Regions from separate parts of the Homo sapiens genome. Here region 1 is linked to region 2. The links are chromatin contacts, found by Hi-C or POLR2A ChIA-PET in ENCODE. All regions are on one chromosome and are shown on one strand. The core of a region is the stretch at or near the end of the contact, and the rest is flanking DNA. Distances in the headings are between cores, read along the strand shown.

Region 1 (3,851 bases), core at 1,295-3,794, 120 kb before region 2:
AGACAAAAACTGAAAAAAAAAACAACTAAATGTCCATCAAAGGTAAATAGATAAATTAGGGTAAATCTATACAACAAAATATTATTTAGCAATAAAAAGGATGGAGTTATTTTATTTTATTTTGGAGAGGGTCTCGCCCTGTTGCCTAGGCTGGAGTGCAGTGGGGTGATCATGGCTCACTGCAGCCTCCACCTCCTCAGCTGGCTCAAGTGATCCTCCTGCCTCAGCCTCCTGAGTAGCTGGGACTATAGGTGCACACCACCACACCCAGCTAATTTTTAATTTTTTTTTGTAGAGGCAAGGTCTTACTATGTTGCCTAGGTTGGTCTTGAACTCCTGGGCTAAAGCCATCCTCCTGCCTCAGACTCCCAAACTGTTGGGATTACAGGCTTGGTCCGCCACACCCAGCCAGGATGGACTTTTGACACATTCAACAGCATGGTGAATCTCAAAACAATTAAGATGAATGAAGGCATCTAGACAAAGAAGAGTACATACTATATGATTCCATTTATTTAAAATTCTAAAATTCTAGAAAATGAAAACTAATCTATAGTAACAGAAAGCAGGTCAGTGGTTGCCTAGAGGCAGTGGATGGATGGGAGGAAGGGACTAGAAAGGGCCACAAGAAACCTTCTGGGAGTAAAGGACGTTCATTATCTTGATTGTGGAGATGTATTTTCATGGGTCTATATGTATGGCCAAAGTTCTCAAATTGCACTGTTTACATATGTGCACTTTATTGTATATCAATTATATCTCGATAAAGCTGTAAAAAAATTTTTAATCCTACAAAGAAAACTCTAGGCCCAGATGATGTTACAGATAAATTATTTCAAACATCTAAGGAAGAAACAGTACTAATATTACATAAACTCTTTAATAGCATAGAGGAAGAGGAAACACTTTAAAAAATAATAATAATAATGGAGATAGGCTCTTGCTATGTTGGCCAGGCTGGTCTTGAACTCCTGGGCTCAAACCATACTCCCACCTTGGCCTCCCAAAGTGCTGGGATTACAGGTGTGAGCCACTATGCCCAGCTGGAAACACATTCTAAGTCTTTTTGTGAGGCTAGTATAACTGGATACTAGAACCTGACAAAGACGTTACAGAAAGAGAGAATAACAGGACAAATTCTGTCATGAATATAGATGCAAAGTTCTAAACAAAATGTTAACAAATTCAACCCACAGTGTACAAGTAAGATAATGCATATGACAAAGTGGAGTATTTTCTAGGATTGGAAAATTGGTTTAATATTAAAAGATCAACCAATGAAATTCACCATGAAACAATACAAAGGATAAAAAGACATATGATCATCTCAATAGATGCAGAAAAAGCACTGGATAAAATTCAACACTTGTTCAGAATAAAAATTCATCAAACTAGAAAATTTCCGTTAGCTGATAAAGTGTAATTCATATGGAACTAATTTTGTGTTATGTACAAGATAGAAAGGATTCTATTTTATTTTTGTATATGAATTATCAACTATGCCAGCAACATGTATTGAAAGGGCTCCCCCTTTCTCCTCTGACCTGTAATGCCATCTAGGTCTTAAATCATACTTCCACATATGTGCAGATCTATTTCCACTGACCTGCCTATACCTGCACCAGTACCACCCAGTCATAGCTTTAGGACGCATTTTGATCCTTCATAAGGAAAAACCACACCACCACCTCTGCCCACCCACTTCCTTTTTTTTGAGACAGGGTCTCACTCTGTTGCCCAGGCTGGAGTTCAGTGGTGCAATCTTGGCTCACTGCAGCCTCAACCTCCTACCTCAGCCTTCCGAGTAGCTGGGACTACAGGCGTGAGCCACTGTGCCTGGCCACACTTCTTCCTAGGAGTATCTTGTATATTCTCAGTCCCTTGCTCTTCCATATACAGTACTGAAACACCTGAGCAAATTCCACTTACAACTTTGTTGGGATTTTTTCTTGGGGTTGGTCGCATCAGATTTGGTGAGACTTCATTCTTATACTTTGCTATGAGACATGTTTTTCTTTTAACGTGTTTATAAAGACTGATTTAGTCTTTATTTAGTATGTCCAACATCTGGCTTCCTCTGAGACAATTTCTATTGACTTTTATTTCCTGTGTGTGGGATATACTGTTTCTTTGAGTGCCTCATAATTTGTAGTTGAAAACAGGACATTTTACATTTGGAAATCAGATTCACACCCCCTTCCCAGCGTTTGTTGTTGCTGCTGTTTGTTGATATTGTTGTTGCTGCTACTGTTTAGTTTGTTTAGTGGCTTTCCTGTACTAATTCTATGAAGTCTGTATTATTTGTTTTGTGTGGCCAAGGAAGTCTGTGCTCCTTTAGCTTAGTGGTCAGCTAATGTTTAAATAGAGGTTCTTTAAATGCCCAAACCAATTGATCTCCCTGCACTTTGCCAGGGAACTGTGCGTGTGTGTTGACAAACACTCTGATTGCCCTAGTTAGTTTACATCTCTGCCTTAACTTTCACTTCCTGCTTGAGCACATGCCGAAGGTCAGCTTGAGGTGAGAGACTGGGGCCTTGTCAGGTCTTTCACGGGCATGAACATGTGCCTACTCTTCTAGATCTCCAGGACTATGTCAGAGCTTTCCAAAGCCCCCTAGCTCATTTCCCAGATTTTGCCAGAGGCAGCTGCACTGTTAAACAATTGCTGTTGATTGCTTTCAACAAATACTCCAGTAGTAGGGCAAGCTCTGAGTCAGGTCAAATAAAAACATCTGTGAATGGGGCTTTTCCAGGGAATTGCCAGCGCAGTCAAATAGTGACAGTTCTCTGGGATGGGACCTTTGGGGGTGCCCCAAAACCACCTGCCTCCTCCAGTGGCTGCAACATTGCTGCTTTGCACAGCTACCATGGTTGTAAGATTTTCAAGTCTACCTCAGAGCTGGGGAGAGGGAGATGAGAACAGGGGAAGTTAAAAATGCTGCAGAACTCACTGTTCTTACTGAGAGTCAGCATTTTTTCTTGAATAAATGCTCCTGAGATTGTTGCAAGTTTTTGGTTAATTTACAGAGTTCTAAAAAGGTTTTTATTTTATTTATTTTTTATTTTTTTTGCCAGTGTTCTCACTGCTTTTATGGAGGAATGAATTTTGGGGGGTCTCCACTCTGCCGTTTTGGAAGTGCTTCTCCAGGATTGCATTGAATCTTATAGGTCAGTTTGAAGAGAGTTGATATTTTTATAATACATTTTGTCCATAAAATGGGATAACTTGCCAATTATTTCTATGTTTTTCAGTGAAGTTTTACAGTATTCTGTATATTGTCTTGTAAATGTTTTATGTTTACTGTCCTAGCTTATGTTGCAACAATTATCTTGTAATTTAAAAAAATATGTATTTTGTTAGTTGCTGGTGTACAGCAACGGAATCCATTTTTTTGTACAGTGATTCTAGAGCCAGTTATCTTAACTGCCAATCTTATTTCTAATAATTTCTTTCTTTCTTTTGCTCGCTCACTCTTCTTTCTTCTTTCTTTCTTTCTCTCTCTGTCTCTCTCCCTCCCCCTTTCCTTTCCTTTCCTTTCCTTTCCTTTCCTTTCCTTTCCTTTCCTTTCCTTTCCTTTCCTTTTTCCTTTCCTTTCCTTTCCTTTCCTTCTAGATGGAGTTTTGCTCTTGTTGCCCAGGCTGGAGTTCAATGGCGCAGTCTCAGCTCACTGCAATCTCCACCTCCCAGGTTCAAGCGATTCTCCTGCCTAAGCCTTCGTAGTAGCTGGGATTACAGGCATCAGCCACCACACCTAGCTAATTTTTGTATTTTTAGTAGAGACGGGGTTTCACCATGTTGGCCAGGCTGGTCTCAAACTCCTGACCTCAGACAATCCACCTGCCTCAGCCTCC
Region 2 (4,325 bases), core at 1,349-3,848:
GATAGGAGAACCTGAAGAGAGGCCATTGCAGCTATGCCCAGAAGGGTCACCAGGAGTGGGGACCCTCACTTGGCAGAGGAGGGTGGCAGAAGGAGGAGGAGGAAGGGGAGTGACAATAGATGGTGGGCCTTCTGCTTCTGTATCTTGGGCATTGATCATTCTGGGGGGTCTTTGCCTCCATTAGCTGACCAGGTCATCTGGGAACTAGTACAGTGAAAGCAGGGAACCTTAATTTTTACAGTTCTGATGCTGACGGATCATTTGCCTTTTGGCAGGGAAAGAGGGGGCTGCTCTTTGGAGACTGGTGCAGATGAGAAACCTGGTAAGAGCACAGCCTGGAAAACCCAGATTAAACAAATCCTAAGAACATGGTCTGGAGAGGAAAGACATGGCTGGGATTGGCAAAAGGGGTAGTGCTGCCTTGCCTTGGTGATGGTAGGGACGGTGCACTGGGGTCCGTGGGGGAACTTGGTCCTTCCTATTGTCACCTCCTCCTCCCACTGTCCTTTGTTCCTGGCTGGCGGTCAGCCGTGTGCACTCAAAAATGAAAGCACCCTAGCTCCTCTTTGCAAGGGACAGCTCTGGGGCTCTCTATGGTCACCAAGCTGCCCCCTCTATGGGTACCACAGCAAATGCAGTTGCAGAAATGGCAGCTGATGATAAAGAGAGCAGTGCACCCACAAGAAGTGACCTCGGCTTGTGATTTCCGATTCAGTTAAGCCAAGGCTGATAAGGAGAGGCGCTGCCCAGGGTGGCCACACTGCCCAGCTGCTGCTGAGTCTGGAACCTGCAGGGGCTGAGTTCTTGGTCCTTTATTCTGTCCTGGGCGTATTCGTTTCCTTCGTTCAGTCACCCATTTGCTTCATAAATAAGCCAAGCATTCTCTTAACACTCTTTCACCCTGTGATGGACGGAATAATGAACAACACTCTAGCCCCTGCTCTTTCAGGACTCATTGAGGGAGGAACAAGGCAGACATGTGAGCTGAGAACGCTAATACAAAGATGCAAGATAGAATGTGACTTCAGTCACATGAAGGGGACAGAAAAGAAGCAGTTATGGGAGGAAGGCACAGCAATAGAGTAAATGATTTACATTTCTGGACTTTTTTTCCAAATAGCTTCCTCTGCAAAATGAAAGGTCAGCATAGAACCTAGTCAAGCCCCTACGGGAAAGGATCAGTGACTTCACAGCCCCAAAGCTCTCTGAGTTGAGCCAAGTGACAAACTCCAACAGGCTTAATCCAAAAAAGAATGGAATTTATTGGATCATGTACAATGAACAGTCCAAGAGTAGATTCAGCCCCAGAATTTCAGGCATAGCTGGATCCAGCACTCAAACCCTGCTGTCAGCAATCTGTCACTCTCTAGAGCCATTTACCCATTAGGCCCAACGGGATGACAGCATAGAATCTGTGAGTTTTTCAAAGCTCTAGAAATGTGTCAGAGACTCTCCCAAATAGTGTTTGACTTCAAAATGTGAAAAAAAGAAAATGACAAAGTAGCAAATGTGTCACCATGCGGTTGATCAACTTCCCCCAGCAGGTCTACTGTTCCTGCCCAGCACTGCTCTCTCCTAATTGCCAAGGACAGCAGATGCTTCTTCATTCTCTTCACCTGTGTCCTCTCCACAATCATTGGCGTCGTTGACCATTGTCTCCTCCTTGGCATTCTGTCTTCTGCCAGCATCCCTGGCACTCCACTTTCCTCCTGCCTCTTAGGCTTGTTTTTTTGTTCTTCTCTGATAAATAATGAATGACAAGGGATGAGCCAGGAGAAGGGTTGGGAAGTGATTCCCACAGCCTGGATAGTTAAGAGACTGCAGTACTTCTGGGAGGGGCTGGAGTGAGGGGATAAAGCATGAGGTTGGAGTTTAGGGAGGGACCAGATCAAGAAGGGTCTGGCAAGTCACACTGAGGAGTTTGGCCATTCTCTTTAAAGTAATAAGGAGCCATTGAAGGTTGTAGCAGGAGTGTAACATGAATAGATTTGTGTTTCACTCTTAGAAAGAGACCTTTGGCTGTGGGGTGAAGGACCTCAGGCTATTGTAGTGTTTCAGGAGAAAGACCATGGTAGTCAGGTGAAACAGTGACAGCCATAGGGATGGAAGAAAGTGGAGGATCCATGACCTATTGACAGGGCTTGGTGCAGTTTAGATGTAACAGGCGAGGAAGAGGGAGGCGTTAGGATGATACCGAGGTTGCTGATTCTGAGGCAGGAAACAGAGAAGTGGGCTTAGAGGGAGAAATGATGAGCTCGGTTTGTACCTGTTGAGATGGAGGTGCTTGAGGGACATCTGGCTGGCCATGTCCAGGGGTGGGGGATGGTTGGTGAGTCTGGAGCTTGAGAGAGAGGTCAGGGCTCCCTGCATCAGTCCCTCCCCCGTCAACACCAGAGGGAGTCTCTTGGGAGGTGTCCCCCTCCTGCCCCATAAAATTGGTCACATTCGATCAGAATAAAGGACCTCCAGTGACCGTGGGTCATGCTTCTTTAGAAAGGATCCTCACAGCAAAATGCATTCTGGGAGGAGCTTCGAGGGCCACAAGGAAGGGGAAGGAAGAGGAGGGGACAGAGCTGTGAGACATCGAGCTTTTCTTTGCAGATCTGAAGAGCACAGTCAAGACCACAGACACCCGTGGAGGCTCCCCCAAGACATCTGCTTCTCTGGGACTGGGGACCTCGCTCAGGACCGTGGGGAGTTGGCTGAAGGACTTGGGGAGCCCAGAAGCTGCCACCGAACCAAGGTAAGTGCTGGCTTGGATGGAGATCGCCAGGCAGGCAGATCTGAGCAGAACAGATAGAGGGGTGGAACGGAGGGACCTGGAAGGGGAGCCCCTGGGGGGGCTGAAACACCCCTGGCTCTTATTTATCCAGGCTCAGGGCTGCCAGGGCCGTCTTTCTGAGAAGGGTGACCTCAGACACTGCAGGGTAATTCTGCCAAGTTAAGATTGTTTCAGCCCATTTTCACAAGATGAAAAGACACGGGACCCTGTGAGAAGGACTCTCCTTTCTTCTGGAATCCTGTACATGCTGTTAATAATAGGACTAATGATTGATGCCCGGTGCTGCAGAGTACACCCATTTTCCCATTTGATTCTCACCAGCATTTAGAGGTTGACTGGATAAGTGTTTTAGTGCCATTTTATAGAACAGAAGACTGAGGCTTAGGGAGATGAAGCAACTTGCCAAAGATTGCAGAGTGGGTTAGCAAGGAGCAGGACTCAGTGTGAAACATCTGGGTCCCAGTCTGTGCCCTTTCTGGGACATCATCTGCCCATCACTTTCCTGGGGAATTTGGTGAAAGTCATGCTGGTCTGGCTGATTCTCTTCCTATACACAAATCCAGTATCTTCTATGTGTGCCAGAGTCTGACCGAGGCCTGGTCTCTGTCCTTGAAGGGCTGACTGCTTGCAAAGAGGGTCTGAACACAGCTGCGAGTGACCAACTCAGAACCTTCAGGGTCCTCAGCGAGCCAGGAGGTGTGTGGTGTGTGCAGGATGAAAGAGACTGCAGGGTGCGGGCTCAGGGAGGGTCCCGTGGAAGGTGGTGCCTGGCTGAGGCTCAAGGGAGGACCTGGTGTGCAAAGAGGAGGCAAGAGGCACCTCAGCAATGGGGAGCAAAGTGTGCAAACCCCCAGAGGCAGGAAAGCAAGTGGGAAAGTCAGGTGTTGGGGGGAGCACAGCTAGAGGGGGTGTGTGGAGCACTCGCAGGCCGGTCCTTTTTTGTTGTTGTTGAGACAGTCTCACGCTTTTGCGCAGGCTGGAGTGTAGTGGTGCGATCTCGGCTCACTGCAACCTCCGTCTCCTGGGTTCAAGCGATTCTCCTGCCTCAGCCTCCCAAGTAGCTGGGACTACAGGCACACACCACCACGCCTGGCTAATTTTTTGTATTTTTAGTAGTAATTTTTTGTGTTTTCACCGTGTTAGCCAGGATGGTCTTGATCTCCTGACCTCGTGATCCACCCACCTCGGCCTCCCATAGTGCTGGGATTACAGGCATGAGCCACAGCGCCTGGCCCGGTCCATTTATTTATTTAGCTCTATGTGGTTTTCAAATATCATCTCATTTAGTCTCATGACAAGCCTATGAGGTAGGTGTTGTTGTCAGGTCCCCTTTAAGATAGGGAAACTGAGGCACGGAGGTTTTAAGCAAGCAGCCCAAGTTGCCCTATTAACAGGATTGGAATGCCACCTGCCTGGCCACCATGCCCCGCTGCCTCACACTAGAACCTGCTGCAGGCCCTACACTGTCTCCACGAAAGCGCCTCGGCTGACACGGTGGCTGCAGATGCCAAGCTGCAGTCATCGCCATCTGGTCCCTGCTGCA

The links. Hi-C counts contacts between places; a loop is a spot of excess contacts on that map. ChIA-PET counts read pairs that join two places held with the same protein, here RNA polymerase II (POLR2A). Pooled maps may share reads with other maps.
Region 1: a loop to region 2 is called in a pooled map, with 1.8 times the contacts of the local background. The contact joins the enhancer-like site here to the promoter of PIK3R6 in region 2. A Hi-C loop is called at or near these places in 1 of 168 maps with a recorded cell type or tissue (B cell), 24 of 37 single-sample maps with no recorded cell type and 11 of 50 pooled maps. POLR2A ChIA-PET finds 5 or more read pairs at or near these places in 4 of 52 experiments (CD8-positive, alpha-beta T cell, GM12878, activated B cell and 1 more).

What each region holds. Positions count from the first base shown.
Region 1 is chr17:8,984,149-8,987,999 of GRCh38, reverse strand. No RefSeq gene overlaps it. Among named protein-coding and RNA genes, the nearest start is that of PIK3R5-DT, 20 kb to the right of the region's middle. Within about 2 kb of position 2,544, at least 5 of the 41 ENCODE cell types and tissues checked have a DNase peak (open chromatin) inside an H3K27ac peak, as active enhancers do; they include B cell, CD8-positive, alpha-beta T cell and GM12878, where a contact is called at or near this core.
Region 2 is chr17:8,865,947-8,870,271 of GRCh38, reverse strand. PIK3R6 (phosphoinositide-3-kinase regulatory subunit 6) reads left to right here and starts at 2,598. Exons shown (of 20, transcript NM_001010855.4): 1 at 2,598-2,743. It overlaps LOC107985071 (a long non-coding RNA gene), which reads right to left and starts at 2,498. Exons shown (of 2, transcript XR_001752787.2): 1 at 2,267-2,498; 2 at 1,239-1,740. RefSeq lists enhancers at 2,470-2,619, 2,650-2,829.